Linked DNA regions of Homo sapiens: regions 2 and 3 are each linked to region 1. A link is a contact called in ENCODE Hi-C or POLR2A ChIA-PET data. All regions are on one chromosome and are shown on one strand. The core of a region is the stretch at or near the end of the contact, and the rest is flanking DNA. Distances in the headings are between cores, read along the strand shown. Region 1 holds the start of PYROXD1 (pyridine nucleotide-disulphide oxidoreductase domain 1). Region 2 holds the start of MRPS35-DT (MRPS35 divergent transcript). Region 3 holds the start of PPFIBP1 (PPFIB scaffold protein 1).

Evidence for each region. Hi-C counts contacts between places; a loop is a spot of excess contacts on that map. ChIA-PET counts read pairs that join two places held with the same protein, here RNA polymerase II (POLR2A). Pooled maps may share reads with other maps.
Region 2: a loop to region 1 is called in a pooled map, with 12 times the contacts of the local background. The contact joins the promoter of MRPS35-DT here to the promoter of PYROXD1 in region 1. A Hi-C loop is called at or near these places in 3 of 50 pooled maps.
Region 3: a loop to region 1 is called in a pooled map, with 12 times the contacts of the local background. The contact joins the promoter of PPFIBP1 here to the promoter of PYROXD1 in region 1. A Hi-C loop is called at or near these places in 2 of 50 pooled maps. POLR2A ChIA-PET finds 5 or more read pairs at or near these places in 2 of 52 experiments (H1 and T-cell).

What each region holds. Positions count from the first base shown.
Region 1 is chr12:21,435,578-21,440,287 of GRCh38, forward strand. It overlaps PYROXD1 (pyridine nucleotide-disulphide oxidoreductase domain 1), which reads left to right and starts at 2,078. Exons shown (of 12, transcript NM_024854.5): 1 at 2,078-2,237. The coding sequence starts at 2,154. RefSeq lists enhancers at 1,907-1,986, 2,037-2,226.
Region 2 is chr12:27,708,642-27,713,351 of GRCh38, forward strand. MRPS35-DT (MRPS35 divergent transcript) reads right to left here and starts at 2,106. Exons shown (of 5, transcript XR_001749448.2): 1 at 2,022-2,106. It overlaps MRPS35 (mitochondrial ribosomal protein S35), which reads left to right and starts at 2,191. Exons shown (of 8, transcript NM_021821.4): 1 at 2,191-2,314. The coding sequence starts at 2,203. RefSeq lists enhancers at 1,622-1,701, 1,732-1,811, 1,822-2,611.
Region 3 is chr12:27,521,388-27,526,097 of GRCh38, forward strand. It overlaps PPFIBP1 (PPFIB scaffold protein 1), which reads left to right and starts at 2,819. Exons shown (of 30, transcript NM_003622.4): 1 at 2,819-2,978. RefSeq lists enhancers at 1,636-2,237, 2,135-2,594, 2,841-3,441.

The DNA.
Region 1 (4,710 bases), core at 828-3,327:
TTGCAGTTGCCCTTTCTCCTAACCTGTACCTATTGCTGCCCTCCCTGTGGATAACATGTTTCAAGTTACCTACATCTTACTTTTAACCCACTTTACATCCAGTATATGTATCTAATTTAATCAACATTAAGGTGAGATGCACTGAAAGTTCTTTAACCCTTAGACATTTCTAAAAGTTGGATATTCATGCCAGTGTGGCAGGCAGCTAGGTCTTATCCCTACATCACCTTTGACAAAAAAGCCAGCCTTCACAAGGGGAAGAAAAAAGGAGAGTGTGGAGTCATTACCCCTTTACATTTGAGGAGCCTCCTACTACTTTGCTTCCCCTCCCACAGACGATGATCTCCTTCCGTTTCCCCTGGGAGCTTAAATTCCACTCCATTCTTCCTTCCGACTTCCATAAAGAGGAAACCCCTGTCACAATATACAAGAGGATCCTGACCCTGGACAATGAATCTAAAAATCTTTAGAAGGACTTCAGGGGAGTTTCATGCTCCACCAACTTCCTATTTCGTTGAGCACATTTTTGTTGAATACATACTCCCTACTAAACATTGGAGATACAAAGGGAGACAAAAATAATCCCTGAGATTATGTAAGCAGTTTATGGTGGTGGTGGGGTCAGGCAGTAAGAATTTACAATAAAGTGGGATAAGTCTAAATTTAGAGGATGACAAAGTGCTATAAGAACACACGGAGAGGACACCTAGCTGTCTTGAGGATGTTAGATAAAGTATCTTAAAGGGGAAGCAATGGCTTGATGAAACCAAAGGTTGATGAGTTAGCCAGGGAAAAGTAGTTGGGAAAAAGATATGTGCAAATGCTCAGAAAGAAAATGGCATATCCTGGGATCTGGAAGTGTAGTGTGGCCTGAATGGAACACAGTGTGAGTGAGATAATGTGAAAATAAGCTGAAGCAAGATGAGATCTAAATGGGCTTAAGGAATGTATTTCCTCCTCCTAGAAATGAATGCTTTGTTTGGTTGCTATACTAGTAACAGGAATTAGACACGTTTATTAAACCGCTTACCATTTAACTTGGTAAATCAAAGAACAATGATTTTTACAGGTATCAGTAAATGCCTGTAATTAGATACGTGGTAGGCTTTCCTGTTAATATATAATGGTTATTCTCAGTGTTTAAAGAATTAAAGGGACTCGGGTAATTACCAGTTTTAGAGTGAACCATTTGAGAGATAATACCTTACCATTACAAAACAACTCCTAGGGAAAGTTATATGAGACAGCAAAGGTAATAGTAAATAGTAAAATAATATGAATAGTGAATAATATAGTAAAAACAGTTAAAAATGATTTAGCAATTTCTTAAAAACAATTGACCACGAAAAAAATTCACAGTAAAACCGAGACTGGGAATATTTCATTCAACCCTCACACATGCTGCTATTGACTGGAAATTTAAGAAATGTTCATTTGTTTTGACAAAATGGAAAGCAACTGTACATTCTTCCTGGAAACTTTAGCTGAGGTCAAAGTTGTAAATGAAAAGGATGATTTTTTAGAGAACAATTCAGTAGTATTGTTTTGCCTTGTCATGAAGAATTTTTGTGCTTCCACAAACAAAAATCTTGGATTGTTAGGTGAACGGTGGCAATCAAGTGGTTTTCAGAAGACTCAAGTTTCTTCATCTACAAAAATGACAGGAGTGGGGTCAGGATGTTCCCGAAGGCTCCTTCTACTCATAAGAGCATAAAATCTGTGCCTCTAATTTCTCGCAGAAACAAATAATGAGAACTTCACACCAATTCATTTATTATATGAATGTTTTGTCCCGTGAGAACACTGGTCTATCTTTAGATATGTAATTTATCAAACTTCTTTGGGCAACCCATCTTCTTTACTTTTTTATTTTTAATTTTTTGGTTTTCTCTTTGTCAAATTTTCATGGAATAACTACATTCAGGTGTAGTAATAGTAACGCAAAGCTCTGAACACCACGAGACAATTCGTTGCTTCCGAAACGCAGCCGGCAGCAGGTACTCGAGATGAGTAGTGTGAGCTCCCGAGCACCCGTAGGTCGGATTATCTGGTAAGGCACCGGAAGTGACCGCCTCGCGGCTGCTTCCTCTCCTGGAGTCCAGAGTCCCGTTGCTCCGCCGCGATATTCAGTAAACCACTGGGAGTCCGGCAGCATGGAGGCAGCGCGCCCTCCCCCGACGGCAGGGAAGTTCGTGGTGGTCGGCGGCGGCATCGCGGGCGTCACTTGTGCGGAGCAGGTAGGGCGGTGCTCAGGCGGTTCCGCCTCTTTCCCCGACCCCAAAGGGGATAGCACTGGAGGCCTTCCTCCCACCCCCTCCCTTTTTCTTCTTCCGGGTTCCTTTTTTGCTGCGCCCTTTTCCGCACTTATTGCTCCCAGATTTTAGAAACTGCTTGGTGGTCCTCAGATGACCTCACTAGCTTTCTCTTAGGCGCAGGGAGGAGTGGGAGGCAAATTATAGCCGAGAAACCAAAGCTGGCTGATCCGTGCTCAGATCCTTGTAATGTCAGAGCAGACATGAGGACTTTGTATTTAGACAAAAAATTCAGCCCCCTTTCTTTTTATTTTTTTTTCTTTTTCTTTGAGACGGAGTCTCACTCTGTCGCCCAGACTGGAGGGCAGTGGTGCGATCTTGGCTTAATGCAAGCTTTGCCTCCCGGGTTCAAGCGATTCTTCTGTTGCGTCAGCCTGTAGCTGGGATTACAGGCGCCAGCCACCACGCCCCGCTAATGTTTGTATTTTTAGTAGAGACGGGCTTTCACCATGTTGGCCAGGCTGGTCTCGAACTCCTGGGCTCAAGCAGTCTGCCCGCTTCCGCCTACCGAAGTGCTGGCATTACAGGCCTGAGCCACAGCACCCGGCCCTCAGCCCCCTTTGTTAATTATCGTAGGTGATTGAGTTTAGTTTCCAGATAGTTGCCAAGTCTTTAGTGCATCTTAACTAATTAATAAAGAATCCCATATGTAAGTTTTCTATACTTCGAACTCCCAAGATAGAAGAAACTTTATTTCTAGTAAAGTTTTGTAAAATAATCAGCGAAGGATTAAATGCATGTAGGGCTTGCTTTCTTGATTATACTGAATAGCCAGACCATATATATTCAGATACATGTGTGTATTCCAAAAAGTTCTACATTATTTTGTTGATATAAAGTAAACATGAGCAATCACTGAAGTCATAAGAAATAGTGGAAGAAACTCAAGTGTTTCCATCGTTGGATGCGTATTTTCCGTTTATTCACTAAGTAAACATATATGATGCAGGCACCGTATTAAGGGCTGAGTGTTCAACTATGAACAGCATGGTATATACCATGCTGGGGACTCACAGCCTGCTGGAAGAGACAATATTACAATATTGTATGTCTATGCAAGAGATATCAACGGTTATCTTAGAGGTGCCTGTGGAGTATGTAGGGAGTGAATTAGGGAAGAGGAAATTTTTTTAATCAAAGAAGGTATTTTTAAAATCTCATTATGAAAGAATGAGTGAAAGTTTACCAAGTATTCAAGAAAAGAATGTCATCTCCAGTGGAAAAGCATGGATCATCAGGGAGCAGTAAAGCTTAAAGCATAGATCATAAGGAGTCTTAGCATGCTGAGAACTTAACAAGAATTTACAAGTAGTCAAATGTTTTTGAGCAGTGGAGTAACTTGATCATATGAAAAGGCTTGAAAGATGATTAGTTACAATGTATTTGTGGCAGAGGCAGCTGGTTTATACGTGAAACTGGAGAGCCAATTCGAAGGTGATTTCAGTAGTATAAAGAAGTTTTGAGGACCTCATCTAGCAATGGAAACAGCAGAGATATAAATTACAGAATATACAGAGGAAAGAAAGATGGAGAGAGTAATGATATTGTCAAATATAGAAAGTTCAAATAAAATGAGACTGAGAAGAATCGCATGGGTGTTGGGCACGATAGCTCACACTTGTAATCTTAGAACTTTGGGAGGCCAAGGTGGGAGGATTGCATGAGTCCAGGAGTTTGAAGCCAGACTGGGCAACATGGCAAGATCCCATCTCCATTAAAAAAAAAATAAATAATCCCTTGGATTTTAAGGATTCATAGATCCCTCAAACATGCTGTTTTAGTGATGGAGTAGGAATAGAAGCCAGATTATTGAGGGTGGTGGTGTCGAGGAACCAGACTTTGAGATAAGAAAATGCTTTCAGGTACAGAGTGAAGAAGACCGAGGTTGTAGCTAAAGGAAAATAATGAAACATTAACAAGTTATACCTCTAAATTTTGTGGAAGCAATTATTAAAATGGCTTTATCGTCCCACAATATGTACTGACTGGAAGAGGCAGAATAGGAGTGCCAGAGCACCTGGGGAAAGTTAGACCAATATTCTAAGTGTTTAATATTGAGGGTTTGCTTTAATTTCATCCCATTGAAGACAAATGAAATATTATTTTAAGATAAATAGAAGTTGGTTTAACTGGTAATTAGGAAGATAGTTTATTCTCATCCTCTGCATTATAACTCTAAATTGGTATAAAAAATAGTTGAAGTAAATAAAGGATATTTCTTTATATCACTTTTCTTGTTCAGGAGTTCTTTGTTAGTGTTTACTGTAAATATTATTTTCTCAGTATCAGAGTTTAATATTATTCACCATTGCCCCATCAAGACCAAGGATAATGGAGACCTTTAGATGAGGAACAGTGGGTTTTTAATTTTCTAGATTAATTACATTATTAAAATTGC
Region 2 (4,710 bases), core at 856-3,355, 6.3 Mb after region 1:
AAATATTATTGCTGTCATTTTCCTTGAAACTGAAACTCAGAAAGATAAGGTAGATTTGCCCAAAATCATAAAGAACCAGAGCCTGGATTCAAACCTCACCTCCATCTGATTAAAAAGGCCATGATTTTGATCTTAAAAATAGTCCGAGGAGAGGAGAGAACTCCATTGGAATATGGGGGCAGAAGGTGATGTGATGTGATGTGTCTACCAGCCAAGGAGTGCCAGCAACCATTAGAAGCTAGGAGGGAGGCATGGAACAGATTCTCCCTCAGAACCTCCAGAAGGAACCAACCCTGCCGACACCTGGATTTTGGACTTTCCAGACTCCAGGATTGTGAGAGAGGAAATTTCTGTTGTTTTAAGTCACCCAGTTTACGGTACTTTGTTCCAATCCCCTAGGAAACTCATACATCATGCTTCTATTTTGGAACAATAACAGGATGGTAAAAGTCCAGAAAAGATGAAGATGATGAATATTACAAATACTTGTCCATCTCATGCTATTTGTCCCCCTCCCATACCTTACTGATTGATGTCCATGGCGCACTGAATGTTCACAGCTAGAATATTCTTGGACACCTGCATACCTCTGCTCTACTGGTTGTATGCTTACCAAGAATCGGTTTTGTTTATTTTTAGTTGTTTTTACTGTTATAATTTTGTCACTTTGAGACAAAATAGGGAAATAGGCCAGACCCATGCCTGTAATCCCGACATTTTGGGAGGCCAAGGCAGGAGGATCACATGAAGCCAAGAGTTTGGGACCAGCCTGGACAACATAGCAAGACCCCCAACTCTACAAAAAACTTAAAAATAGAAAAAATAGGCCAGGTGCAGTAGCTCACGCCTGTAGTCCTATCACTTTTTTGGGAGGCCAAGGCAGGAGGATCGCTTGAACCCAAGAGTTTGAGACCAGCCCTGGCAACACTGTGAGACCTCATCTCTGGAAAAACAATTTTTTTTTTAATTAGCTGGGTGTGGTGGTGCGTGCCTGTAGCCTCAGCTACTTGAAAGGCTGAGGTAGGAGGATCACTTGAGCCTGGGAGGTCAAGGCTGCAGTGGGCCATGGTCCTGCTACCACATTCCAGCCTAGCAACAGAGCAAGACTCTGTCTCAAAAATAATAATAATTAATTAATTAATTAAAATAATTTTTAAAATAAAGAGAAAATAGAGAATTTATTTTATTTTATTTTATTTTTGAGGCGGAGTTTTGCTTTTATTGCCCAGGCTGGAGTGCAATGGCGCGATCTCGGCTCATCGCAACCTCTGCCTCCCGGGTTCATGCGATTCTTCTCTCGAGTAGCTGGGATTACAGGCATGTGCCACCACACCCGGCTAATTTTGTATTTTTAGTAGAGACCAGGTTTCTCCATGTTGGTCAGGCTGGTCCCAAACTCCTGACCTCAGGTGATCCACCCGCCTCGGGATCCCAAAGTGCTGGGATTACAGGCGCGAGCCACCGCGTCCGGCCGAGAATTGTTTTATTAAGGCTTGTATGTTAATTCATCCTACCGTAGAAAATTTAAGAGTGTTCATTAAAAGTTTATTTTCTAGGTCCTGATGAGTTCTGACTTTCTGTAATTCTAAGCTGATCTAACAACAAGCTAACCATATATAGCTAAAAGTTATAGGCTACGTACACGCGGTGTTCACTGTATGCCAACGCTGTACACAAATATTTGTCTATGCTAACTTGTCTGAGATCATACATCCCAGAAGTGGTGAAGTCAAGTTTGAAACCCAAGCACTCTGGCTCGGGATACTGCTTCTCTCCCCTTAGCGCATATTACTGGCATTAGTTGAAGACTTCTTTAATCCAAGTAAATGTAGAAAAGCAACAATTATAAATAACAAGAGTCCCTCGGGTAGACCGCCTGACTCTCGGATCAACTGAGGTTCCACCCAGAGCACGCCCGCCTTCAGTGAGCCGCAACCCCTATCCCTACGGTCTTTATCTGCAATTCTCTACGAACTGATTCACTCGATTTTTAAGGATTTTTTTTGTTTTCTTTTCATTACTTCTTTCAGTTTGGGGGAATCTTCCTGCACATTTGACTCGGCTCTGAGTGCGCAGACCAACGTGTTTCCTCTTTCTCCAGCCTAGGGCGGTGCCAGCCCAGGGAGCCTGCGCTTAGCGGCCCCAGGCCCGCCCCTGACACTGAACGCCGCTTGTCCCCTCCGGCTTGCCGTCCTCGCAGCCATGGCGGCCGCCGCGCTCCCAGCATGGCTGTCTCTGCAGTCGAGGGCAAGGACTCTGCGTGCATTCTCCACTGCCGTCTACTCGGCCACTCCGGTCCCGACACCTAGCCTGCGTGAGTGTCTGTCTCGTCTTCTCTGGGCTTTGGGGGAGGTGCAAGAGCGGAATACCGGCCTCATGAAGGGTGCCGCGGTGGCTGAGCCAGCGCCGCCCGGGGGAGGCCAGTGCGTCCGCTGCCAGGCCCGTCTGGTAGGAAAACCATGGACGTGGGTCTGTGCTCTGCACCCGCGTTGCCCGGCTTCTAGCCGCCTGTTTCTGCCCTGGGTGCTCTGGGAGTTTGCTCAGAAAGCTTACATCCCCCTTCCCCGTGACCTGCTCCTGTGTTGCCCCCGTCCACAGCCCCTGGCACAGGTTACTGGTGCTGTGTTGTTTATCGGGCATCGGCGCTGTTGAACCATGGATTTCCCCAAACATTAAGAGAGTCATACGGCTGTGCTAGGACAAATTGCTGCTCTGAATTCCAGGCCACCAAATGGGCGGCCTTCATTCAACAGGCGTTGATGACCTCCATTTAACAGAGATTGTAGGGATGCTTGATAGCGTGCTTACCCCGGAGGACTCTAGTGGAAAATACAGATTTATTAGCGGAGAAGTGCTATGTAGGGTGAGAGGCGCTGTGATAGAAGTGTGGCTAGAATGACGGGAGCGTTGAGGAGGAGCTGGCGTGAGTCTAATCAATAGGCGGATCCTACCTGTGCTACTTCCTGTTATATCTCTAATTTACTCTCCTCATACTACCAACTATCTAGTTCAGGTGACCATCTCATTTCTACAAGTTTTTTTTCCGTTTCCTGTTTCCCCTCTTGCTCTCCTACATTGAATTCTCAAAACAGCCAAATGAGGTTTTCAAAATTTAGATCTTGTCTTGCTGCTCTCATGTTCAAGATCTACAAATGGTTTCCCATTGTTTTCAGATAAACTATAAATACATTAATCCTTCATACTGGCTCTTCATAGGTCTAATAATTGTCTATTTTTAAATTTTCATTCTTAAATTCTTGGAATACTTAACTCCTATTGTATACCATGCAGTGTTCTAGACACTCACCGGAGATACGGCAAGGTGGGGAAGTCAATAGTATAAACAACCAAACAACTAAATAAGATGTCAGATAGGGTTTAATGCTTTGAAGAAAAATAAAGTAGAGTATTGAGAATGATGGATTTGGGGGGAGTAGTGGCCACAGGATGGTCAGGAAAGATCTTTCTGAGGAAGTGACATTTGAACAGGGCCCCAAGCCATGCAGAGATATGGGGAAAGAGCCTTTGGGGTATGGGGAACTATAAGTGCAAAGGCCAAAAGTTGAGAACAATCTGAGGGGTGTGATCAAGGAACGGGAAGAAGGACAATGTGGCAGGAGCTAAGTGTGAGTAGAGGAGAGAGTGGTAGTATAAGACGTCAGAGAGTTAGTTAAGTAATAATCTGATCTCTCAAGAGTTTGTAGACATTTCATTTGGATTTTTGGCTTGGGTTTTATATTGAAAGGCTTGGAACAGGGAACTGATATAATGTGATTTACGTTTTTAAAAGATCACTGGCTGCTTTACTGGGGTAAGAGTGGAAGCCAAAGATCTGTTTGGAGGCTGTTGCAGTAATCCAAATGAGGTGATGGTGACTTGGATTAAAGTAATAGTGGAGAAGGAGGTGTGGTTGTATTTGCGATATATTTTGAAGGTAAAGTTCATAGGATTTACTGATGGATTTGATGTGGGGCTTGAGGACAAGTCTCAAAAAAATCCTGTTACATTTTTGTTCTGAGCAATTGGATGAATGATGATTCCATGTACACGAATTGGGAAGACTGGAAGAAGAAAATCAAAAGCCCTGCCAAGGGGCTGAGTGTGGGGGCTCATTCCTGTAATCCCAGCACTGTGGGAGGTCGAGGCCTGCGGATCCCTTGAGCCCAGGAGTTTGAGACCAGCCTGGGCAACATGGCGGAACCTCGTCTCTATTGAAAATACAAGAAATTAGCCAGACGTGGTGGCCCATGCCTGTAGTTCCAGCTACTCCAGAGGCTGAAGTGGGAGAATCACCTGAGCCTGGGAAGTCGATTACAGTGAGCCGTAATCGCACCACTGCCCTCCGGCCTGGGTGACGGGAGTGAGACCCTATCTCAAAAGAAAAAAAGTTCTGCTAAGGATGCATTATAGTTAAGACGCCTGTTAAGTGCCTTCAGCCTCTTTTCTCTCTGTCTCTCTCTGTTCTGTTCTTAAATTTCAGCCATATTGAATTTGTTCACTTTGATTTTCCATGTGCTCTCACTCTGTCAAAACACTTTTTCTCACCTGCTTGTCTTCATGGCTACGTCCTGCTCATCTTTCAGGTTTTAGCTTAAAGTTCACTTTCTCAGGGAGATTTTCCCCAACTGATTAGAGTTTTCCAGAGAGACAGAACGTAGATGTAGGATAGGATAGATGTAGATGTAGATATATAGACATATGATGGGATTT
Region 3 (4,710 bases), core at 1,569-4,068, 6.1 Mb after region 1:
CCAGCCTCCGTTTGAAGGCATCTGGGAGCAAGGCAGGCAACAGACACTGATGGACAAGTTGTGTCCCTGACTGTGGGACAGGGAAGGGTCAGTAGTTAATTAAGAGACAGGTGAAGTAGTTGGTCCAGAAGTGATCTGAGGAAGTTAAGGGTGTTGAACGAACGGTGGGTAGGGGTGTGGGAGAACAGAAGGGCTCTGGCCCTTCTGGCATAAAAAGAGAGAAAGAGAGAGGAAAAAAAGAACAAGAAGAAACAGTTAAAGTTTTTGTCTGAGAGATTATTTGGGGATAGACTGCATTTAAAGAATGGAAGAGAATAGAAATGATACAATGATCTATTTTCTCATGCCCTATATTTTTATTGAGCCTTTTCCTTGAATTGGGTATAAGGAATATAAAGAGGTCCTATAAGCAAGATGCTTGCTCTTCAGAGTTTGGGAAGGCAGGAAAGGCATTTAACTGGACATGTATAACCACATGTTTACACATCTGTACAATCTCAATCCTTATAACAACCTTTAACATAGGTATTGTCAGCCCTATTTTAAAGAGGAGGTAACTGAGATTCGGGATGGATGTTTTAGTGACTTGCCCAAAGTTACCCAATAGCTAAGTGGCAGAGCCAGGCCAAGAACCTTGAGTCCTTTTCTCTGTCCACTGTAACACACAGCTAAGTCTTGGCAGAGGACAAGGACTTTAATTTAATTAGGCTTTGAGAGAAGGGTGGGACTTAACCCACAGAGGAGTGGGGATTTCGGTTAGGCTGAAAGGTGAGAACGAAGCAGGGATCTGTGAGTAGACCTGTTTGACTACAGAGAGGGTTTCCTGGGAGCGAAGTGGGAGATAAGCTGGGAAAGGTAAGAAGCAGGATAAGAGAGAGTTTTAAATGGCTAGATAAGAATTGCAGGGAAAGGGGGACCTGATTTAGAGGGGAAGATGTTGATGACAAAACCAAACATTTTAGAAAACTCATCGGTAGTGAGTGGTACAGAGAAATAATTAGAACTGGGGGAAACTGGAGTCAGAAATTCAAGTCAGGAGTTTGGAATACTGCAGGTCTGACAAGCAACAAGATGGTAATTATATAAAGTAGGTCTGTGAGAGCAGTGGCCCAAGCCTGTGGATTTCTTGTAGCATTCTATTGTTTGAAAAAGTATAAATTATGGACACTCAATACTTGAGATATAGAAAGAAAATCAATGGCTTTGGAGTCAAATAGACCTCGGTTTCAATCCAAGTTCTAGCTGATTTGGAGAAATTTACTTACATAACTTTGCTGAGCCTTTGATTCCTTACGTTAAAATAGGGCTAGTAACACTCAATTTACAGGATGATTGAGAAGATTAAACAAGACACAATGCTGGATTCTGTGCATCCCTCTACAATTTTTGGCAGATCGGTAAATGTATGGCATGTCATCAATCAAAAAACAATGAGGCCTGGTGTGGTGGCTCACGCCTGTAATCCCAGCAGTTTGGGAGGCCGAAGAGGGTGGATCACCTGAGGTCAGGATTTCGAGACCAGTCTGGCCAATATGGCGGAAACCCCGTCTCTACTGAAAATACAAAAATCAGCCGGGTGTGGTGGTGGGCGCCTGTAGTCTCAGCTACTCGGAGGCTGAGGCAGTAGAATCACTTGAACCCAGGAGAAGGAGGTTGCAGTGAGCCAGATCATGCCACTGCACTCCAGCCTGGGTGGCAGAGTGACCTGTTTAAAAAAAGAAGAAAAAAAAGAGAAAGTTATTAATTCACTATATTTTTAGAAGATGGTGGGTTATATGCTACCTATATCTCATACAAATAAAGCTGCTTTTCACCATTCAGGTCTGCCTGTAAGCAGCATCTGCCTTGAAAGAACCATTTTCTGAGAATCTTTTTCTTCTGTCAGCCAAGGGGATTATACCGCATGATATCTGTCAAGGATAAACGTTAGTTAATTCTTAATTGAGAGCTCAGCCACTACAATTGGTTCCATTCTACAGTAATTATTCTCATGTGGTTTGTGGAACTCAATTGTGAGGTCCCTCCTTCCTCCACCCTTTTCAGTGTGTGCATTGAAACAGCAGCCTTAAGGTCTTTAAACGGGGAAATACATTTTTCTTGCTTCAGAGATTCAATTTTACTTGCCCGAGAAGCTTGTGTGGTGTGATTTTCATCGCTAAAAGCAACAGCAGCCACATGGCTGACAACACCACCACTTAACAATTCAAAGCTCGGTCACCGTTTTCAGGAGTCTCTTCCAAATCTTTCTGAAGTGCTTTTGAAGTTCTACATTCCCCGTCTAAGGGAACACCCAGCAGTCCCAGGATAAAAGGGCAGAAGGGTGAGCTGACGTTTTCCTTTATTTGCATGGCTTAAAGCTAGCCATTTTCTACACCACGCGCCGCCGGGCTTGTACATGCCCGTGTGCCTGTGACACCGAGGCAATTGTTTCTCCTTAAAAAGGGGGTTCGCGTGGGTTAGTTTCGTTTCTGATCTGGAATCTCAGTAACTACAACAAGAAAAGTTTAAAACTCGACCCGCCAGGTTCTTCCCCATCGGATTATCTCCGTTCCTTAGAGATAGCAGGAAGGGCAGCATTTTCTTCCATCCACCCACTTCCAGCCCTAGTCTGGCTCAGCGAGGAATGCATAAAATTAGTGGACTCCTCTGAGTGACGTTCCCCGGCTCCAATCAGCGGGCGCGCAGGCGCCCCCGGCCCCGCCCCACTGCTGACTCTCTTTGGCTGATTCCTGCAGGGAGGGAGGAGAGAAGGGCGGCAGTGGGAGGGGGAGGTACCTGGAACTGGGAGTGATGTCAGCTCCCAGCTCGGTGCCTGCCCGGATTCCTGACATGGTGTAGTGCAGGCAGGGTGGGGAAAGGACGGGGAAGGACTCGTGTGCTGCGAGCTGGCGGCCGGGCCGGAGTGCTGGGGCTTTGAACTCCGAGAGGAGGTGGACCAGAACTTTTGGAACTAGTGCCGGCGGCTCTCCACCCCCCAGGTAAGGGCGTTTTGCTCCACTCCCAGACGGGAGGGAAGTGGCACCGTTGTGTGGCTGCAGCTGGCTGTTGCAGCTGCTCCTCCTCTTCCCCGGGTCGATTTCCTTGTGCAACTCACTCCTGTTTCCCAATGGGAACGGGCACTTTTTGGGGGTGGTGGGGGTGGAGGGGTAGGGCTTAACTCCTGGGGCTTGGACCGAGCTTGTACGTGAAGAATACTCCAGGATTGGACGTTTAGGTCTTGTCTGTATCCTTAGACCCCCACACCCTAGGCTCCCGGTAATACCTGAGAACCCCAACCAGAGGGGCGTGTGTGTCTCTCTGTCTGTGTGTATTGAGGCATTTAAAAATGCCACAAAAAATTATGGATCATCGACTCAAAAATTATGCTCGTTGAAAAGAAAAAAAAAGTTTTGTATTTTTTTGTCTCCTTGTGGCCTATTATATATTAAAAGAATATCAATGTTAGTCTTATATATCAATGTAAAATATCCTTTTGTGTAATCCAGTCAGGATGTGAGAAATTCACTTGGGGTGTTTATTAATTATGAGCTTGCGGGAAAACTCGTCTCTTGGGGGCACACTTCTAAAACTGCAACTAGTATTCACTCATTTTAACCGAGAAATCCCTTCAGCTGCCAGCTTTATATCTGGAGAGGTTAGGATGGCTGCTGAGAATCTTCAGATCTGTTTCCTGTGGCTGCTTGAGGGGCGAGCTGGTAGTTGTGTTTTCAGGGATCTTTTTTAGAGAAGGGAGTTTTAACAGGGAAACGCGGTGGAAGGCGTGGCATATAAACTCTTAATTATAGGGACGTGAAGTTTTCAACATGTGGGACCAAAACAAATCCTTGCTTTCAGTAAGAACTGCGGAGAGCAATAGAAAAAGAACTTGATTTCAAAGTCCAAGTTTGGTATTTTGAGAAAGCAATTGCGGGAGGAAAAAGATACTTTTAAGAAGTGAAAGAATAGAATTCTGATTTTTGTTTATTTCCTATTTCAAACCCTGTCTTTTTCCTATGTGGAGATTTTGTGTGCCCAGGTCACTAACTGGGTGTGATTGACTTTCTCGAGGGGGCGGGGAAATTGACTCCATACACCGATTCAGGACCCTCTCATCAGTGCTTTAAGGCTCTCTTTTGGAGCAGGAAGGAAAAAAAAAAAAAAAAAAAAAAAGTAAGCGCTGAGACTCCTGAGTCAAGTTTCCCCTTTCCTTCACCGAAGTTCCTCCTCAGCAGTGAGGATCCTACTGTTGCCAGGTCTGGAGGAAATGGGAGTGGACTTCATTGTGAGTCAAAATCCGTATCCCAGGCCCCTGAAGGGAAAAGGCATTTCCAGGAGATGGAGAAAGAAAGAAGCCACAACAGTAGGTCTAGTAAACCCAAGTCAGGAAAAGGGATAGAGGACTATAGATGGGGTTCTCTATCTTTCTAGCCAAATGATCATTAGGTTTCAGAACTAGAAAGAAGTGTTTGGTTGTGCTGTTGTTTATGACATACCTGGGTCTGTATTGTTGTTAGTTCCTGAAAAAATTAAATAGAGTGGATAAAATAGCAGGCTTTTTGAGAAAGGAAAATTCGCTTTATTGGAAAGACAACATTTTAATTTTGGTTTGTATTTTGGCTTAAGACACAGAAATTGCAAATGGCTCTGCAATAATGGTGAACAAGTCTTTTCTATTTATGTTCTATGGGGAGTACATAAAACATACTGTATTTTCCAGTGTACTTTTTCAGT